Linked DNA regions of Homo sapiens: region 1 is linked to region 2. A link is a contact called in ENCODE Hi-C or POLR2A ChIA-PET data. All regions are on one chromosome and are shown on one strand. Each heading gives the region's core, a stretch centred on a gene start or an enhancer-like site at or near the end of the contact. The rest is flanking DNA. Distances are from core to core; before and after follow the strand shown. Region 1 has its middle 45 kb from the start of UBE2E1. Region 2 overlaps LOC124909353 (a long non-coding RNA gene).

Region 1 (2,811 bases), core at 252-2,751, 89 kb before region 2:
CCAGAAGTGAAAGAATAGATATTGCAAGTGTAGGCAAATAAACCTCAACGTAATTTACATGCCTGTGGGACAGGCCCTTCACAATCCTGTCTTTCCAACAAGCCCGGGGGGACAGGGATGCCTTTTTAGGATGGGTTCAGATTTGGAACGATCTCTTGACAAATCTGCTAGAGGATGCTAGAGGAGCTTTCATTTAAGGTGAAACTTCCGCTTTCTCATTGTATTGGTGAGAATTCTCTTGGTTGCCAGGGAGAGTCAACCTAACCCAGCCTGAGTAAAACAGAGAATTGGTTCGTATAACTAACCATAAGAAGACGAATCTGGTCAGACTCAACTGATTCCGAGGCTTCTTGCAATGCTATCTTCTTTTCTGCTCCCTCCACCTCTCCCGAGATTAGCAACTCCAAGAAAAGGATTGGCTTGGTATCAACAGTTCCAGCAATAATTCTGTAGTTATTCTCACTAAGTCAGGTGCCCATCCTTAAAATGGCTACAGGCTTGGGTCAGTGGTCCATTCCTGAAGATGAGAGTGGGGTCTGCTCCATCAAACCACAGGACTGAGATTGGGTAGGGCCTGACTCCACGAAAGAAAATTGTGTTTCAGCTTCAAAAGAAGAAGGGATGGATGCAAGATGCCATAGCTAGCCTATGTGGGACCCTTGTGAGTTGGAAACAGGCACCCCCTCCAGGCTGATGCAGACCTATGCCCCCACTTCTTGGGGAGCAGATGGCACCTTTGACCTGCCTTCCTCTGGGCAGAAGAAAACCCACACCTAGGACAGATAGTTGAGTGAGCAGAACTAAAGGTGGATATTGACTCAATTGACTCCTTGGCAGGACAACATTGTGCTGTGTGACAGACACCTGAACACTGTAAGTGGTGGCACTGGTGGGCAGGAAAACCAACATATGTCCTCCACATCCACCCCCAACCATTCTAAAATAGATGCCTTACCCCAAGTTTTCTTGCCTGACGTGCTTAAACTGTGGCTTATTCATTAGAACGTGCACATCAGCCATTTTACAACTAAATGTTTGCTCAAACTTGGGTGTGTGATGTTAACCCATAGAGGGAGCACTGGGATGGAAAAGTCCAGACCTGGGGCCCAGGAGGCCTGGGATTGATTGCAGCTCTGTGTTTACTATGAGGGCATACTTGCTGTAGTCCTGAGGCTTTTTTAGATATCAGCTTCCTCATTTGTAGGATAAGGGGACCCTTCCCAAAATCCTTCCTTCCTACTCAAGGTCCAGATTAGAAGGAGGCCTGTGGTTTGGGGGTCTTTCTTTTCTCCCAGTTTCCCACTGTTTGTGCCAACAAGTATAATTCTACCTCCAGCCCCCTTCCCCCAGCTGGTCTCCTCAGAAGAAGTTGGTGAAGTTGGTGGTTTTACCGCATTTAGTCGGTTTTACCGCATTTAGTTGGTGGTTTTACCGCATTCACAACAAGAAGTTGTGAAGTTGCTGGTTTTACCGCATTTAGTCACATTTGATCACCTCCAGCTCCCCCTTCAGCAGGTTGTAATTTCCCTCCCAAAAGACATTGGTGATACACAAACCCCCTTTTGCCTGTTAGGCAAATTAGCACCCACTCACCAACCTGGGCCCCTGCAGAAGCTGGCTGGGGACAAACACAATGCATTTGAAAGACCTGAAAATGCAAAGCTCAGCAGTGGCTGACTTCTGTCCCGTGAGGGTCAGGCCCTCTCAGCCTGAGCAGAGGGAGGGCCATTAAACAGGGGCATCTGCAGCAGAGGAAGGGACCCTGCCCTGTAAACCCAACGTTTCCTGCTGCAGGGGGCCCCTGCCAGTGCTGAGAATAGACTTACAGGGAAGAAGTATTCTTCATCATCTTATATGCGGGCACTTAACAGCCTCTTTGCATTTGCCAACCACAAATTCTAGCGCCAAGCACAGAACCCCACACATATCCTATCTCCTCTGTTAGTCTATCAGAACCAAATTTCCTTTTAGGTCATTGTGCCTGGCCCCCGCCACTTTGGCCTGCAATAGTGAGGGCAGAGTGACTAGGTTCATCTCTGCCAGAGCTGCTGGGGGAGGGCTTGGGGACCATGTAAAATGTTCTTTGGGGTGAGTTAGTCTGCTTCTATCTTACCACTCACAGTCAAATTGGTCTTCCAAGGCCTAGAGACTCTGAGTGGGGTTAATCAATGCCTATGGGTGCCACTGGGTGCCACTAGTGGAATATTTTGGGGTCCAAACAACCAGTCATACACATAAAAAAGACCTGTTAATAATTTCTGCTTTATCATTCAGTGTCTTTGGGAGTTCAGAGCATACACAGGGAAATATAATAATGCTGATGCCTATATTTATAGAATACCATTCTGTCCTCATAGCGCTTTTATAGCGTGGATAGTTTAGTAGTTAAATGCTTGAAGTAAATCTTGACTCCTCCAAAGACTAAGAAAACTTCAGTACATTACTTAACATCCTGGAGCCTCTGTTTGCTTCTCTGTAAAATGCAAGATAATAACAGCCTTTACCTTTACAAGTCTGGGGAGAGTTAATTGCAGTGGTCTATGTTAAGCTCTCAACACATGGTCAGACATAGAATGATGGTTCAATACATGTTAGTGACTACTTTTTTTTTTTTTTTTTTTTTTTTGAGACAAAGTTTTGCTCTTGTTGCCCAGGCTGGAGTGCAGTGGCGCAATCTCAGCTCTCCAAAACCTCCACCTCCTGGGTTCAAGCGATTCTCCTGCCTCAGCCTCCCTAGTATCTGGGATTACAGGCGCCCACCACCATGCCCAGCTAATTTTTGTATTTTTAATAAGGACAGGGTTTTGCTAT
Region 2 (3,124 bases), core at 576-3,075:
GCGTGTTGAAGGGACACAGGACCCAACTGAAACGGTTCCCAGTGGCCAACGCCGGAACAATTGGAGCAATAAGATAAAGTAGTATTGGATTATAACCCAAAATACAAAATAAATACATATGAATCTATACTAGTATAAATGAATGACTGAATAAATAAATAAATAAGAACAAATCTCCTATGTGGAAGAATTCCAATTATTTTATGCAAATACTCTGCCCTCTAGGTGCGGCGCTTACCTCCCTATTACTGAATGTGAGCTGCACAAAGTGACTACCTTCCTAAAAGCACAGCATGGAAAGGGAGAGAAAAGTAACTCTACGGTGGAGAAACCCAACAAACATTACCTCCAGCCAGGTATCACAATGACAAGTGATAAATCATGTTGACAGTATGTACTCTTGATATGATGTGTGATAAAAATGGCACTTTACCTCTAGTCTTCATCTCAAAGCCACATAATCTCAGGCTAATCATGATAAAAACATCATACAAATCCTAACTGGGGCACACTCTCCAGAACACCTGACCAATATTCTTCAAAACTGTCAATGTTATCAAAACCAAGGGAAGTCTGGGAAACTGTCACAGCCAAGAGGAGCCTAAAGAGACAAACCCATTAAATGTAAGTAATGTGGCATCCTGGATGAGATTCCGGAACAGAAAAAAAGACATTATGTAAAAATGAAAGAAATCAGAAATAAAGTACGAAATTTACTTAATAATAATGTATCCATATTGATTCACTAATAGTGACAAATGTACCTTTCTTATATGAGACGTTAAGAGAGAATACTGGTGCCGGGTATATGGGAACTCTGTTTATCATCACAAAACTTTTATAAATCTAAAACTGTTTTAAAGTAGAAAGTTTACTCGGTGCAGTGACTCACACTTGTAATCCCAGCAGTTTGGGAGGCCGAGGTGGAAGGATGGCTTGAGCCCAGTAGTTTGAGACTAGCCTGAGCAACATAGTGAGACCCCCATCTCTACAAAAAATTAAAAAAAAAAAAGTTACTCTGGCGTCTGAGGTGGGAGGATTGCTTAAGCCCAGGAGGCTAAGGCTGCAGTGAGCCGTAATTGCACCATTGCACTCCAGCCTGGGTGACAGAATGAGACCCTCTCAAAGGAGAAAGAAAGAGAGAGAGAGAGAGAGAAAAGAGTGAAAAAGAAAAAGAAAGCAAGAAAAGAAAAGAAAAGCCAGGTGTGGTGGCTCATACCTGTAATCCCAACACTTTGGGAGGCCGAGACCTGTGGATGACTTTGAGTCAGGAGTTCAAGACCAGCCTATGGTGAAACCCCGTCTTTATCAAAAATGCAAAAATTAGCCGGGAGTGGTGCTGCAGCCTGTAGTCCCAGCTACTTCAGAGGCTGAGGCAGGAGGATAGCTTGAGCCTAGGAGGTGGAGGCTGCAGTGAGCCCTGATTGTGCCACTGCACTCCCGCGTGAGTGACAGACTGAGAACTTGTCTCAAAAACAAACAAAAAAACACACATTCTCCCTAAAAAATAAAAAATATAAATAAATAAATAAATAAATAAATAAATAAATAAGTAAATATTCATTTAGGAAACCACACCCACACCTCCACGTTCTGGGCTAGTGCTCAGAGGCGTCCTCGCAAGCCTCAGGCACACGCGGATGGCCAGGATCCCCAGCAGGTCTCTGGAGCAGAGTTCGCCACCCATCGCTCCAGGCACTGCTGAGGGGTGCGGTTCCCACCCGCCCGGTGCCAAACGTGACTCTCACTCACTTCCACTTCCAAGGGCAAGGCCACACAGCAGGGAATTGCCATAATTCGCCTGAGGGAGTGGAGGAGACTTGGAGGAAGGATTCTCGTTCCGATGCCGCAGGTGTGGTGCCCGGGCTTGGCTCTCCTGCCGCCTTGCGGGGCGGGCGCGGCCTCCTGGGTGAGCGTTGCGAGCTCGGACCTCCACCGGCAGAAGCTCCGCGCTTGCGGGCCGCGCTGCCGCCAGGCTTCGGCTTTCGCAAGAGAAGCCAGGCCCGCCACACTGCAAGTGCAGTCGCGCAGCTTCTATTAATAAATGGGGACCACTCTGTCCATTTGTTTAAGAAAAGTCTGCGCTGGCTAAAGGAAAGAAACCCATCTGCCGGCCGAGACTGCTGAGGAGGAGGCGCTGCCAGGGCTCCCGGGGCCAAGGCTATTCATTTAAAACCCAGGAAGAGGGGGCGAGGTGGGGTGGGAATTGGATAGTGAGCTGCGCTGTCCACTATGTGAACACATTAGCCTCGCGGGACATGTGGTTCTTTAAATTGGAATTAATAAAAATTAAATACAATTTAAAATGGGCTTCCTCAGTCGCACTGGGCACATTTTAAGCGCTCAGCAGCCCTTGCCATCACTGTGGAAAGCTTCACTGGGCAGCACCGCTAAGTACAAGGAGATATTGCGACAATTGGCAAAATTTGAATGCAAAGCCGGTATATGTTTACAGATTGAAACCACTGTATCCATGTTTTTTCCTTTTTTTGTTTTTTGAGACAGGGCTCTTGCTCTGTCGGGCAGGCTGGAGTGCAGTGGCTACACTCACTGCAGCCTTGACCTCCTGGCTTCAAGCGACCCTCCCTCCTCAGCCTCCCAAGAAGCTGGGATCACAGGCACTGCTCCACCATGCCTGGCTAATTTTTTCATTTTTTTTTTTTGTAGAGACAGATCTTGCTATTTTGTCCAGGCTGTTCTCGAACTCCTGGGCTCGAGTGATCCTGCAGCCTCGGCCTCCCGAAGTGCTGCATTACAGACATGAGCCAACGCCCAGCCATGTTTCCTAATTTTGATCCCTGTCCTGTAGTTACATAAAATAATGTCTTTGTTCTCAGGAAGCATAGGTGGAAATATTTAGGGGTAAATGGGACATGATGTCTGCAACTTAGTTTCAAATAGTTCAGAAAAAAAAATGTAGATACATAGAATGATAAAGCAAATGTGGCAAATTATTAACACTGGTGAGTCTGGGTGCTATTCTTGCAACTTTTCTGTAAATTTAAAATTATTTCGAATGTGAGGATTAAAAAAGGAAAAATGAAGAAACAAAAACTCCAGAGAAGCTAAGTTAAAGAGTTGAAGTTAAGGAAACACTAAGAATGTATCCCAAGTGGCAGCCCTC

Evidence for each region. Hi-C counts contacts between places; a loop is a spot of excess contacts on that map. ChIA-PET counts read pairs that join two places held with the same protein, here RNA polymerase II (POLR2A). Pooled maps may share reads with other maps.
Region 1: a loop to region 2 is called in a pooled map, with 9 times the contacts of the local background. The contact joins two enhancer-like sites. A Hi-C loop is called at or near these places in 1 of 37 single-sample maps with no recorded cell type and 1 of 50 pooled maps. POLR2A ChIA-PET finds 5 or more read pairs at or near these places in 5 of 52 experiments (BJ, GM12878, OCI-LY7 and 2 more).

What each region holds. Positions count from the first base shown.
Region 1 is chr3:23,759,886-23,762,696 of GRCh38, reverse strand. No RefSeq gene overlaps it. Among named protein-coding and RNA genes, the nearest start is that of UBE2E1, 45 kb to the left of the region's middle. RefSeq lists enhancers at 1,177-1,296, 1,397-1,446, 1,031-1,667, 1,668-2,304. Within about 2 kb of position 1,501, at least 4 of the 41 ENCODE cell types and tissues checked have a DNase peak (open chromatin) inside an H3K27ac peak, as active enhancers do.
Region 2 is chr3:23,670,797-23,673,920 of GRCh38, reverse strand. The region is part of intron 1 of LOC124909353 (a long non-coding RNA gene); the gene reads right to left. Among named protein-coding and RNA genes, the nearest start is that of UBE2E1, 130 kb to the left of the region's middle. RefSeq lists enhancers at 1,418-1,917, 1,918-2,419. Within about 2 kb of position 1,825, at least 2 of the 41 ENCODE cell types and tissues checked have a DNase peak (open chromatin) inside an H3K27ac peak, as active enhancers do.